2 separate regions of the Homo sapiens genome follow, and region 2 is linked to region 1. Evidence: chromatin contacts called from ENCODE Hi-C or POLR2A ChIA-PET data. All regions are on one chromosome and are shown on one strand. Each heading gives the region's core, a stretch centred on a gene start or an enhancer-like site at or near the end of the contact. The rest is flanking DNA. Distances are from core to core; before and after follow the strand shown. Region 1 overlaps LAPTM5 (lysosomal protein transmembrane 5). Region 2 overlaps PUM1 (pumilio RNA binding family member 1).

The links. A loop is a pair of places that touch in the nucleus more often than their neighbours do. ChIA-PET counts read pairs that join two places held with the same protein, here RNA polymerase II (POLR2A). Pooled maps may share reads with other maps.
Region 2: a pooled map shows a loop between it and region 1 (2.1-fold over the local background). The contact joins two enhancer-like sites. A Hi-C loop is called at or near these places in 2 of 50 pooled maps. POLR2A ChIA-PET finds 5 or more read pairs at or near these places in 4 of 52 experiments (GM10248, activated CD8-positive, alpha-beta memory T cell, activated T-cell and 1 more).

The regions. Positions count from the first base shown.
Region 1 is chr1:30,746,876-30,752,330 of GRCh38, forward strand. The region is part of intron 1 of LAPTM5 (lysosomal protein transmembrane 5); the gene reads right to left. It overlaps LOC105378620 (a long non-coding RNA gene), which reads right to left. Exons shown (of 2, transcript XR_007065566.1): 1 at 3,469-5,455; 2 at 1-3,057. Among named protein-coding and RNA genes, the nearest start is that of LAPTM5, 8.2 kb to the right of the region's middle. RefSeq lists enhancers at 1,255-1,564, 1,885-2,064, 2,993-3,072, 3,173-3,222, 3,629-4,172 and 3 more. Within about 2 kb of position 1,930, at least 10 of the 41 ENCODE cell types and tissues checked have a DNase peak (open chromatin) inside an H3K27ac peak, as active enhancers do.
Region 2 is chr1:30,972,904-30,978,711 of GRCh38, forward strand. It overlaps PUM1 (pumilio RNA binding family member 1), which reads right to left. Exons shown (of 22, transcript NM_001020658.2): 10 at 1,748-1,899. Among named protein-coding and RNA genes, the nearest start is that of SNORD103C, 7.6 kb to the left of the region's middle. Within about 2 kb of position 3,313, at least 2 of the 41 ENCODE cell types and tissues checked have a DNase peak (open chromatin) inside an H3K27ac peak, as active enhancers do.

The DNA of each region.
Region 1 (5,455 bases), core at 680-3,179:
CAGGTGCACCATAAACAAGCACAATTGGGTGGTGGTTTTTGCTACCTCTGGGCATTCACTGACTCTCAGTAAACACTCTCTGAGCACCTACCGCCTCCAAACTCTGTCTAGAAAAGCCACTGACCCTGGCGTGCCGGTGTCACAGTCTCCAGGGAACTCGATACATGAATGGTGTGCTCAGAGCCATGACAGAGGACACGCATGGGGCTTGGGGTCCTTGATGAGGGAGAGCGCATTGCTGTCTAAAAAACTTAGGGAGAATTTCACCAACAGGAAACCCATGAGCGTGGCTTTGAGGGGCAAGTAGGAGTTTTCCAACACAGAAGAGAAGAAAGCATTCCAAAAGAGCAGACATCATGTGCAAAAGCCACAGGCCTGGTGGTGCAGGTGTGTTTCAGTCCCTTCAGGGAAACTCAGAAGGCACGGGAGTGTCTCTTCCCTGAGAGGAGGATGTTACCAGCGGGGAAATATGGCCCAGAGAGAGACAGCGACCAGCCCAAGGTCACACACCAAAACTGTCGCAGGGTCAAAATCAGCTCTGTCCTCCTGCCTCCAAGCCAGGCTCAGGCTGCGGTCCCAGCCATGCTCAGCCACCCTTCCCACCCCCACTCTCCTTTCCCGCTTTTCACCTCTTCTTCTGCCCATCTTTGGTTTCAGTTCTTATTCCCGTCTGCACGCAGCCTTTCTTTCTTAATGACAAACACAGCTTCCCCAAGCTGGCCAGTTGGGGAAGTGGCCAGGGGCAGGGGGATTTGTTTCTTTTCCTGGTGGCTCTGAGGAGCAAGCAACAGGTTGAGCTAAAAGAATGGGGGCAGGGGCTGGAGGATGGAAATCAGGGAAGATGGGGACAATGGGGTCAGTATTGAACATGGCTGGGCAATAAGGATGGCGGTACCAGAGGGGATGCGGTGAAAACAGTGCACCAGGTGTCACCTGGGAGGCACTGGCCATGGTGACCATGTGAGGCGGGGAGTGGCTGTTGGGATGTTGTTGGAGTTGGCGTGGTGATGACAGTGATGATCAGAGATGCTGTTGGTGATGTTGGTGACAGTGATGGGGGTGACGGCAATGGGGACATCAGGATAGGATGGTGATAAGGAATATCATGTGGATGGTGGTGATGACACAAGAACCCCCGATTCTGGGGTTCAAAGACCAGTCCCTTCTGCAGGAGAGCAGGCCCACTCTCTCTCACTCCCTGAGGCCCAGGACCCACCGTCTCAGAAGCAGGCAGGCGGAGACCCACCATCTGAGATTTTCAGGGAGGTAAAGGTTATAGAGAAAGGACCCAGCCGTCAGTGAGCACACACCCGTGCCAGCCAGAGTGTGGACACTTTCCTATCCGTTTACTTCATTGGCTCCTCCTACCAAATGTGCGAGCCCAGGACAGAGGCTGCACAAGAAGACAGGCCCGGGCTTGTCTTCAACCCTTCCCAACAGACAATGCAGTTTGCCATATGGGTCCCAAGTGCCAGAGCCCTCCCTTGCCCCTCCCCCTCAGGGCTGCTCCACCCTGACCCTGTGTCCTACAGCCTCACACTTCTGCCATCATCATTATTATTATGGCCCCTCCCTGAAGCTCAGTCCCCTCAACCTCACCTGCCCACCCTGATTTCCCTGGGTTGCCTGGGAGGAGGATGTGAGAAGGGAGTCAGATGTGTCACCATCAAGAGGAAGCTCCCCTTCCCCACCCTGTGCTTCTGGTCAGAGCTTATGAGGGCTCAGTGGGGGCCAGCCCCCCAAGAGCACTATCTCCCCAACCACCTCTCCAGCCAGCCCAGATACCACCAGACGCCCCCATTCCTGGGGCCACGCACTCCGCAGCAGCCCGGCCTGGCTGCCTGCAGCTCCCCAGAGCCTGGCTTCTCTCTCCTCTTCACTCTTCCGCAGTTCTCGTCCTCACCCGCCGCCTCCACCTCATCCCCTCCTCCCTCCACTGGGCTCTGGGGCTCACAGACCTCAGTGAGAACCCCAGTGCAGCCGCTGATCCCCTGTGGGATCCTGGCCTGGCCATGTTACTTCATCTGTAACATTTCCTCATCTGTAGAAGGGAGAGAAGAATCCATCCACCTCCTGGAGTGGGTGTGAGAAGTAAATCATTGAAGACAGTGATTCAGAAAGATCAACTGAGCAGCACAGGTGCCTGTGTGTGGACACCCAGCACGGAGCCTGGTGGCCATGGCTGCCTTATTTGTAACAGCCCCAAGCTGGAATCAATCCAAATGTTATTTTGCAGGAAAACAGGCAAATGCATTGTGGTAGATTCATACAATGGAGTATACACAGCAATGGAAAAAATGAGTTAGCTACCCGCAACCACACAGACGAAGCTCCCAAACATAACGTTGGGAGAAAGAAGTGCTCACAAAAGAACACGCGCTGCAGAATTTCATTTCTACGTAATTCTACAGATGTATGTATTATAGAACTACATAGACAGGCAGAAGTCAGTGGGGGCGGGGCAGTGGCGAGGCGGGGGCTCTAGGGGCCTCTGGGTGCTGGTCTGATTTCTTAGTTTGGGTGGAGGTCACATGGGTGTGTTCACCTTGTAGAAGCCCACCAAGGTGTGCACTTAAGATAGCTGTGCTTTTCTATAGGTAAATTATACATCAAGAAAAGGTTTGCAAAAATCAAATAGAGATTGGCTGGCACCTCCTGTGCCAGGTTCCACGGGATCATGAAGATGAATCAGGCTGGGTCAAGACCCAAACGAGCATCCAGGCCAGAGGGCACGACTCCCAGGGACCCAGCACACAGGGCTCTGGGTCAACACCCAGAGCTCAGGGTCCAACCGTAGGGGTCAGGGCGGGCTTCTCAGAGGAGGTGGATCTTGAAGAAGATTCCCCGAAAGAGCAATGGAAAAAGTGTTCCAGGCAGAGGAAAGGGCATGAGCAGAGGCCAGTGTGCATGAGACGCATTCAGGAAACGGCAAGACGTTCCTCTTAGTAAACTGTGATTTGGCGTCATCCATGTGCTGAATACGCAGCAGGCCTCAGTAAATGGCAGCAGTTGGCTGGGGGAACACACGGATCCACCGGTTTGGCAGGGGTGGGGCCTCTGGGGTTAGAGAGAAAGGGGAAAGAGCATGCAGGAGATGTGACGGCTCATGCAAAACCTAGAGAACCTAGACTCGGACGGCTCAGATGGCGCTGGAGGAGGTTGTCACCTGCAGCACAGGAAGTGCTGTGACTGGGCGCTAGCAGCTAACTTTGCCCCAAAGGCAAACAGTACCAGTGAATCCCAGCAGCAGAGATATTCTGGCTGGTGGTAGCTTATCAAATCTCCCTTTAGGAGCAGCCAGTGGGGGGCTCAGAGTTGGCCTCCAGGTATGACACAAGGCCCTGTCATTCTCCACTTCCTAGATATCTGGGGAAGCACCCTCCACTCCCCAAACGATTCCCTAAAACCATCACTTCTCCCTTTATCTTCAGAGCAAAGACCCACAATAGTGATAATAAGTATTGATACTATTATTGTTGTGCATTTATTAGACGCCAGGTCCTCTTCTGAACTTATACAGTCGGCCCTCTGTATCACGGGCTCTGCATCTGAGTATTTTCAATCTGCAATCCACGATGTGGAACCTGCGGATAGGGAGGGCCGACTGACCATACACTCTCTCGTGTCAACCTCGCGCCAGTCTTGAGAGACAGGTTCTAACATGAGTCCCATATTTTTCTGATTTTGCAGGTAAAATTGAAATCAGCTCTTTACACATGGGCTCTGTGCTTCTCAGAACAAGGCTCTGGGGATGGCAGAGCTGACCCCCTCCCCCATCCCATGGCTGCCAGGAAGGCTGCCTTCCCTGCCTCCACCTGGAGCAGACACCTGGGCTCGGGTTCTTTATCTAACACAGGCTGCAGAGTCACTTGCCCTCCTGAGCCTGTTTCCTCATCTGTAAAATGGAGGCCCCCGTGGCAGCTGCCATTTTTCCGGTGCCACAAATGGTAGTTACTGAATCCCACTTGACCAGGGAGGAAATTGAGGCTGGGGGACGGGTGCCTTGTCCCAAGCAGCCCCTGTGCAGGGCTGAGGCAGTGCAGCTCATGGCTTTGCTTCCTGCCTCATTAGGGGGTGCTTTGTGCCACTTCCCTTGGCAGGGTGGGGTCCCCTGGGAAACCAACGCTCGCCTCACAGTGAGCTCAGAGCGAAGTCCTGGTTCCAGGCTGATGCTCTAGGCTCAAAATAAAAGCCTCACTTCCTGGAGGCCTCGGGGCCAGGTTGGCAACAGAGAAGTCTCGGCCAGGCCAGGCTAGGCCCTTCAGCCACTCTCTGGGTGGGATGGGCCATGGGGGCCTCCTGCTTTTAGAAGCTGGGGTTCACACCCCTGAGGTGAGGAGAACAACTCAGTTCTGACACTGAGGAGGGGCTACAACTCCCACCCTGCCCCCACCGGCCTCCTCACCCCTCCGTGAAGCGCACAGAGCTGCAGTGGCAGAGAACGTGGCCTCTCTGTCCAGCCCAGGGGCACTGGACATAAAGGTGGCAAGTTCTAACAGATTCTCACCCAGGGTTTTCCCCACCTGGCAGTTTGGACCCATTTTTCAACCCCAAACAGATGAACTTTCAACAGAGGAGTGGGGCCAGGCACTATGGCCCACGCCTATAATCCCAGCACTTTGGGAGGCTGAGGCTGGTGGATCACTTGAGGTCAGGAGTTCAAGACCAGCCTGGCCAACATGGTGAAACCCCATCTCTCCTAACGATACAAAACTTAGCCGGGCATGATGGCACACACCTGTGATTCCAGCTACTTGGGAGGCTGAGGCACAAGAATCACTTGAACCCGGGAGGCAGAGGTTGCAGTGAGCCAGGATCACGCCACTGCACTCCAGCCTGGGTGATAGAGCAAGACTCAGTCTCAAAAAAAAGGGGCGGGGGGCCTTGTGTTCTTCTTCCACAGCCCACTTCAGGCACTCACCTGCTAGCCCTCCACCCGGCTTCGCTAGGGTCTCCTCCAAATGATCACTTTTGAGGCAGGGACCACTGGCCCCATTTACAGATGAGGAAGGCAAGGCTCAGATAACAAAGGTGCCCGCCTGCTCAAGTCACACTGCTGGTAAGTAATGGAGATGGGCCTGTGTTCCTTTCAATCACAAATCACTGCCCCCAAAGTGGAGCAGAGAAAAGAGCCCCAGGAGTTCTAAGGAGGACAAATCAGGAGAGCTTCCTGGAGGAGGAAGCTTCCCGTAAACTGGACCATAAAGAAGAAATGAATGGTGGGAGGCTGGATGAGGGCAGGGCCTCCCAGACAGACACACCACCCCAGCCATGGGGCAGGGAAGGAACTCATTTGCCCACTTTCTGGATCATTCCACACACCTGTGTGCCAGCAGGGGGACCTGAAGCAAGCTCCTGCCCCATCTCTCCATGTGTCCTGGAGCAAGTAAGGGGCCCTGCTGGACCTGTTTTCCCATCTGCAAAATGAGCTGATAGGCCGAAGAGAGATCCATCT
Region 2 (5,808 bases), core at 2,063-4,562, 230 kb after region 1:
ACCCCGTCTCTACTAAAAAGACAAAAATTAGCCAGGCGTGGTGGTGGGGGCCTGTAATCCCAGCTACTTGGGAGGCTGAGGCAGGAGAATCGCTTGAACCCTGGAGGCAGAGGTTGCAGTGAGCCAAGATTGCACCATTGCACTCCAGCCTGGGCAACAAAAGCAAAATTCCGTCTCAAAACAAATTTATTTTAACAGATCACTCATTCTGTCAACAAATTATTTACTGAATTTCCTTATATATATGGTACAAGAACTGTATCTGTTGCCAAGAAAATCATTTAATAGTGTCCAAATAACGGGGGGAATTTCAAGACCTGTTTTTTTTTTCTGTAATTGTGTGGAATCTAAAAAAAAAAAAAAAATTAAACATACACCCTCTGAGTAAGACTGATGTCAAGCAAAAAATTCTTGTTTGGATCATTTAATATATTCATATATGAGCAGGGTGTTTTGTCTCAAATGACAGCTTTTATCTGACAATGCGTATCGAAGCCTAAGTGCTGATTTTATTTGCTCCAGAAAAACTCCATTACTAGGAATTTTTTCCAAGGATAAACTTATGTAAAGGATGTTAATCAATCTCATTTAAAACACCAAAATACTGATACAAATGAAATATCAAATATAATAGACTAGTCAAAATAAAGTATCGTTTGGTGGATTTAAATGTACCTAGTAAAAATGTCATTTAAAAGAACACTAAATAACACAGTAAAGTATGAAATCAGAATGTAAAACCACGTGGACACAATAATGACAATTTTGTAAAATATTAAATAATAAGGCTAAAATAACAGATACCAAACATAATAGCATTGGTTTTCTGACATAAGGATTTAGGGTAATTTTTTTTTTCAAGTTTTCTAGTTTACCACAGTTTCTATCAATAAAGAGGTGTTATTGGCCAGGCACGGTGGTCACGCCTGTAATCCCAGCACTTTGGGAGGCCGAGGCGGGTGGATCACGAGGTCAGGAGTTTGAGACAAGCCTGACCAACATGGTGAAACCCCATTTCTACTAAAAATACAAAAATTAGCTGGGCATGGTGTAGCGTGCCTGTAATCCCAGCTACTCAGGAGGCTAAGGCAGGAGAACTGCTTGAATCCGGGATGCGGAGATTGCAGTGAGCTGAGATTGCACCACGGCATTCCAGCCTGGGCGACAGAGCTAGACTCCATCTCAAAAAAAAAAAAAAGGTGTTATTCTAGCAATCAAGGAGGAAATGACCTGTTTAAAAAAATAAAAGATGTAGTTTTGCAGTTTACCGTCCTTTCTCAACTCAAATAAAAAGCTAATGCAGATATGATAGTTTAAGATTTACATCCAATCCAATCCAATAGGTACTACAAATAAGCAGTCTAAAAATCTAGTACCCCTGCTTTAGTGTCAAGCCCCTTGCAAAACCCTGAAATGATCTGAAAGTGGTGCTTAGCAAGCAACTACAGTATGGCAGAACAAAATTTTACTGTAACTTTGAAGATCCACTTTGCCACTTGCAGCTAAGCAATTTCCCTATAGGTGAACTGGTTAGTATCGTTACCCCACCTAGGTACAATAGTGTCTAATATATAAAAGACATTCCGTAAGAGTAGTTAAATCTGAGCCTGAACTCAGACACACATATATACACACAAGAGGAAATTCATGCATTCACAGTGTTTTTCTATTAGGCGCAATATTACCTATTAATTATCCACAATACTACGATTCCCACTTAGAAGAGGTAAATTTTGTCTACATTTACCTGCTGCTGTCCTTGCTGAGCCTGTGGGGTGGTCTGTTGATTAGCTGAATTAGTTGCTGCAGCGGCAGCGGCAGCTTGCTGCTGGAAAAGACTGGCAGGGTAGACTCCCCAGGGAGTAACTCCATAATACTGGTGAGGGACCACAGCTGGGCCTAAAAATAGCAAAAGAAAGGTAAAGAAAGTCTGAACTACTGAGGCTCATCTCAGCCTTTCCAAAATTACATCTGACTCAATAGATCCTACTGTAAAATATTAACTTAAAAGTATATATTAATTTATGCTAGCTAATCATTAACTCTTTTTAAAGAATAGTAAACATTATATGAGATCCTTACACCAGTCTTCTAATATAATCCAGGCCTAGAGGAAGAAGCAGTGGGGAATGAAACATTAGAAAACTAAAAGGGGGAATCACTGATAGAAGGGGTTCAATTTAATAACAGATGGAGGATGTAGCATAGAGACAATATCTGTTGGTAGAAGGGAGTAAATGGAGGGTTTGCGTGCTTAAAGTGATGGAATAGAACAAAAGGTTAGGATGTATCCTATGTTCAATGATAAGAATGGCACCTAAGGTGATTTAACGGAGTGCTGTTGTTTCATTAACTCCAGAAAAAGAACATCTATCAGTCTGACAACAAAACCTAGACACTCAACTGAACCTCCACTGCAACTTCAAAGTTGCTGTTACTGTTTGTTTTTTTTGTTTTTTTGTTTTTTGAGACAGGGTCTCTCTGTCACCCAGGCTGGAATGCAATGAGGCAATCTCAGCTCACTGCAACCCTGACCTCCCCGGCTTAAGTGATCCTCCCACCTCAGCCTCCCTAATACCTGGGATTACAGATGCATGCCACTATACCTGACTAATTTTTTTTTTTTTTTTTTTTTTTTTGGTAGAGGTCTGTGTTGCCCCAGGCTGGTGTCAAACTCCTGGGCTCAAGCGATCCATCTGCCTTGGCCTCCCATATTGCTGGGACTTTAGGCTTGAGCCACCAGGCCTGGCCCCTATTTCTATTTTTAAAGTCACAAAGGCATTCAACACAACTACATTCAGACACTGATATGTGAAATTTTAAATTTAAGTCAACGTTGAACACAAATAGAAACAAAAAATACAACACCTTGACTTGTTACAGACCTGTTGAGAACCTTAAACAAAATTAAGCATTCTCTGTAACCCCAGCATTACGGGAGGCCAAGTTGGGTGGATCACTTTGAGGTCAGGAGTTCGAGACCAGCCTGGCCAACATGGTGAAACCCCATCTCTACTAAAAAAATATATAAAAAATTAGCCGGACGTGGTGGCAGATGCCTGTAATCCCAGCTACTCGGAAGGCTGAGGCAGGAGAACTGCTTGAACCCAGGAGGCAGAGGTTACAGTGAGCCAAGATTGTACCACTGCACTCCAGCCTGGGCAACAGAGCAAAGAGTGTGTCTCCAAAAAAAAAAAAAAAAATTAAGCATTCTGCTTTAATCCAAATTATCTGTTCATTTTCCTTGGCAACAAAGTACAGCTGCAGTCGGCCACATAAAGTACACAACAGAGATATAACAAAATTATGCAGATATCAACCCAAGTGTGGCAGAAATCTAATTATAGAATTCTATGACGAAGCTGGTAGCAAGAAACACCAAAGACACATTTGCTAACCAGGAAATGGGCTCAAAGTCAATTCTTCAAATCTGCTGAAACATATCTCCAAGTTGAACTTCCTTAAAGCAGAGAGTTAAATATTTCCAACTTGATTCATTAACAGTAACCAAACCTTCCTTACACTGACTGAAGTTCTGAAGAGCTGTTTCAAATATTACAGCTACTCTGATGCTACAGCTAATTCTGGAGAAACACATAATTCATTAAGCCAAAATAAATAGACACATATTCTTGTTTCCCCCATTTTAAGCTTCCAAAACACAAATAAGTCAAATTGTACCACTGCCCAATATAAATATGTTTTGACATTTCTAATTTGGTGTTTTCTATACCTGTGGGCTTAGAAAAGATTAAGAAGCTGTTTACAAGCAAGGGTGCACACTGAAACACTATACCTGGGTACAGAATAAAGGTGTTGCTAAGAAAAGCTGTTACACTATGAACTATTTTACTATAAGAAGAAAAGGGGTTAAAACATTTTTTAATTTGTCAGAAACTGAACGGCCTAAAAGCCATGTATTCAAGTTTAAAAAAAAAAAAAAGAGTGATAGAGCCTCATACTCATTTGATTAGTGTTTATAAAGCAGGGTGGTCTTGGGCAGTTAAAGAAATAAATAAGAGAAAAAACACACAAAAAAGACCCTAACTGTGCCTTAGTTTCCTCACCTGTAAAAATGGGTAAACAGGTAGAGTGTTCCTTAACCAGAGTGCTTGAGACCAGAAGTGTTACCGATTTCAGATTGTAGACTATGTGTGTGTCCAAGAGTTATCTTGGGGATGTGACCCAAGTCTAAACACAAAGTTCATTTACGTTTCATATATGCCTTATACACATAGCCTGGGGGTAATTTTACTTTTCCTTTGGGGATGCTGAATAGATGAACTGTGTGTTATGTGCCTGTGGTTTTGACTATGACCCATCACATGAGATCAAGGTCAAGTGTGGAATTTTCCACTTATGGTGTCATGTTACTACTCAAAAAGATTTTGAATTTTCAGATTAGGGATGCTCAACCTGTAATACATGTTGGGAGTACAGCCGTATCTACCTTGAATGAGTGGTTGCAACCTGCAATAATAGTCCCAACGCTCTCCCAAAAGCCAACAAAAGCGAGCCTCTACTGGGCAAGGACTGCTATTACCATTAACATCTGCATTACTCTCTAAATTTTCTCAACTGGCATTTCTACTACTATACGCTGGTCACATGGCCTAAGGTTAAATTTAGGAAAACATCCCAGGGCAAATCAACTGAGCTTGGCACATCAGGATGCCCACTTCAATTCCTGTGTGACTGACACCCTCAAAGAATACACATTTTCATAGTTTTAACAGTTAACATTTCCTGTTATTTGTGAAAGTATTAACTCATTTTCACCCTGGCTCAACTGACATATACAAAAAACAAGATTCTGATCACCGAACTACCATCTCAGTGACAGCAGCAGTGTCAACCCTAAGACCAGTTCTTTGTTTCAAGTAACATAAATTAGTAAAGACTTCTAAAGAAAGTACAGAAAAGACAATTCAAGACAGACAGCACAGGCATTCTATATACTATAGTGAAGCATACGCATGAGCTTTGGAGTTAAACCTGGTTCAAACCCCAACTCTACAACATTTAAATTGTGTGACTTCAAATGAGACAGTTCTCTCTAGGTTGGGCGCAGTGGCTCACAACTGTAATCCCAGCACTCTGGGAGGCCAAGGAGGGTGGATCACTTTAAGTCAGGAGTTTGAGACCAGCCTGGCAAACATGGCAAAACCCCATCTCTACTAAAAATACAAAAATTAGCCAGGCGTGGTGGTGGGTGCCTGTAGTCCCAGTTATTCAGGAGGTTGAGGTAGGAGAATCAATCACTTGAACCCAAGAGGCAGAGACTGCAGTGAGCCGAGATCGCACCACTGAACTCCAGCCTGGGCGAGAGAGCAAGACTCAGTCTCAAAAAAACAAAAAACAACAAATAAGGCAGCTGTCTGAGCCACAAATTTCTAATCTCTAAAATCATCATCTGAAAAATCATATGAAAGAAAAGCATTCAGGACAATGCCTGACAAAAGTTAAGTGCTCAATAAATATTAATGATGGTTAGCAGAGATCATTCTCCTACGAAGAGCTTTCTGTTTTCCCCCAAAAGGGGGATGACCACGGACAGCCAGATGACCCTATGTTAACTATCTTCCCATCATAACCATGCCAAAATGTAAACAATTTTTTAAAAAATCTAAGAAATGCTAGGCTACATTTAAGTTCATAATTGCAAATTACATGTTACATAATAAGTAGTAAAATTTCGAAGTAATATTTAGTCATGATGAACTTGACTTGGAGGGATCTTCCCCCAGTGAATATCTAAACTGGAAGACATTTTGTTTGTCCTAATGTTGAATTCAACCCATCATACAT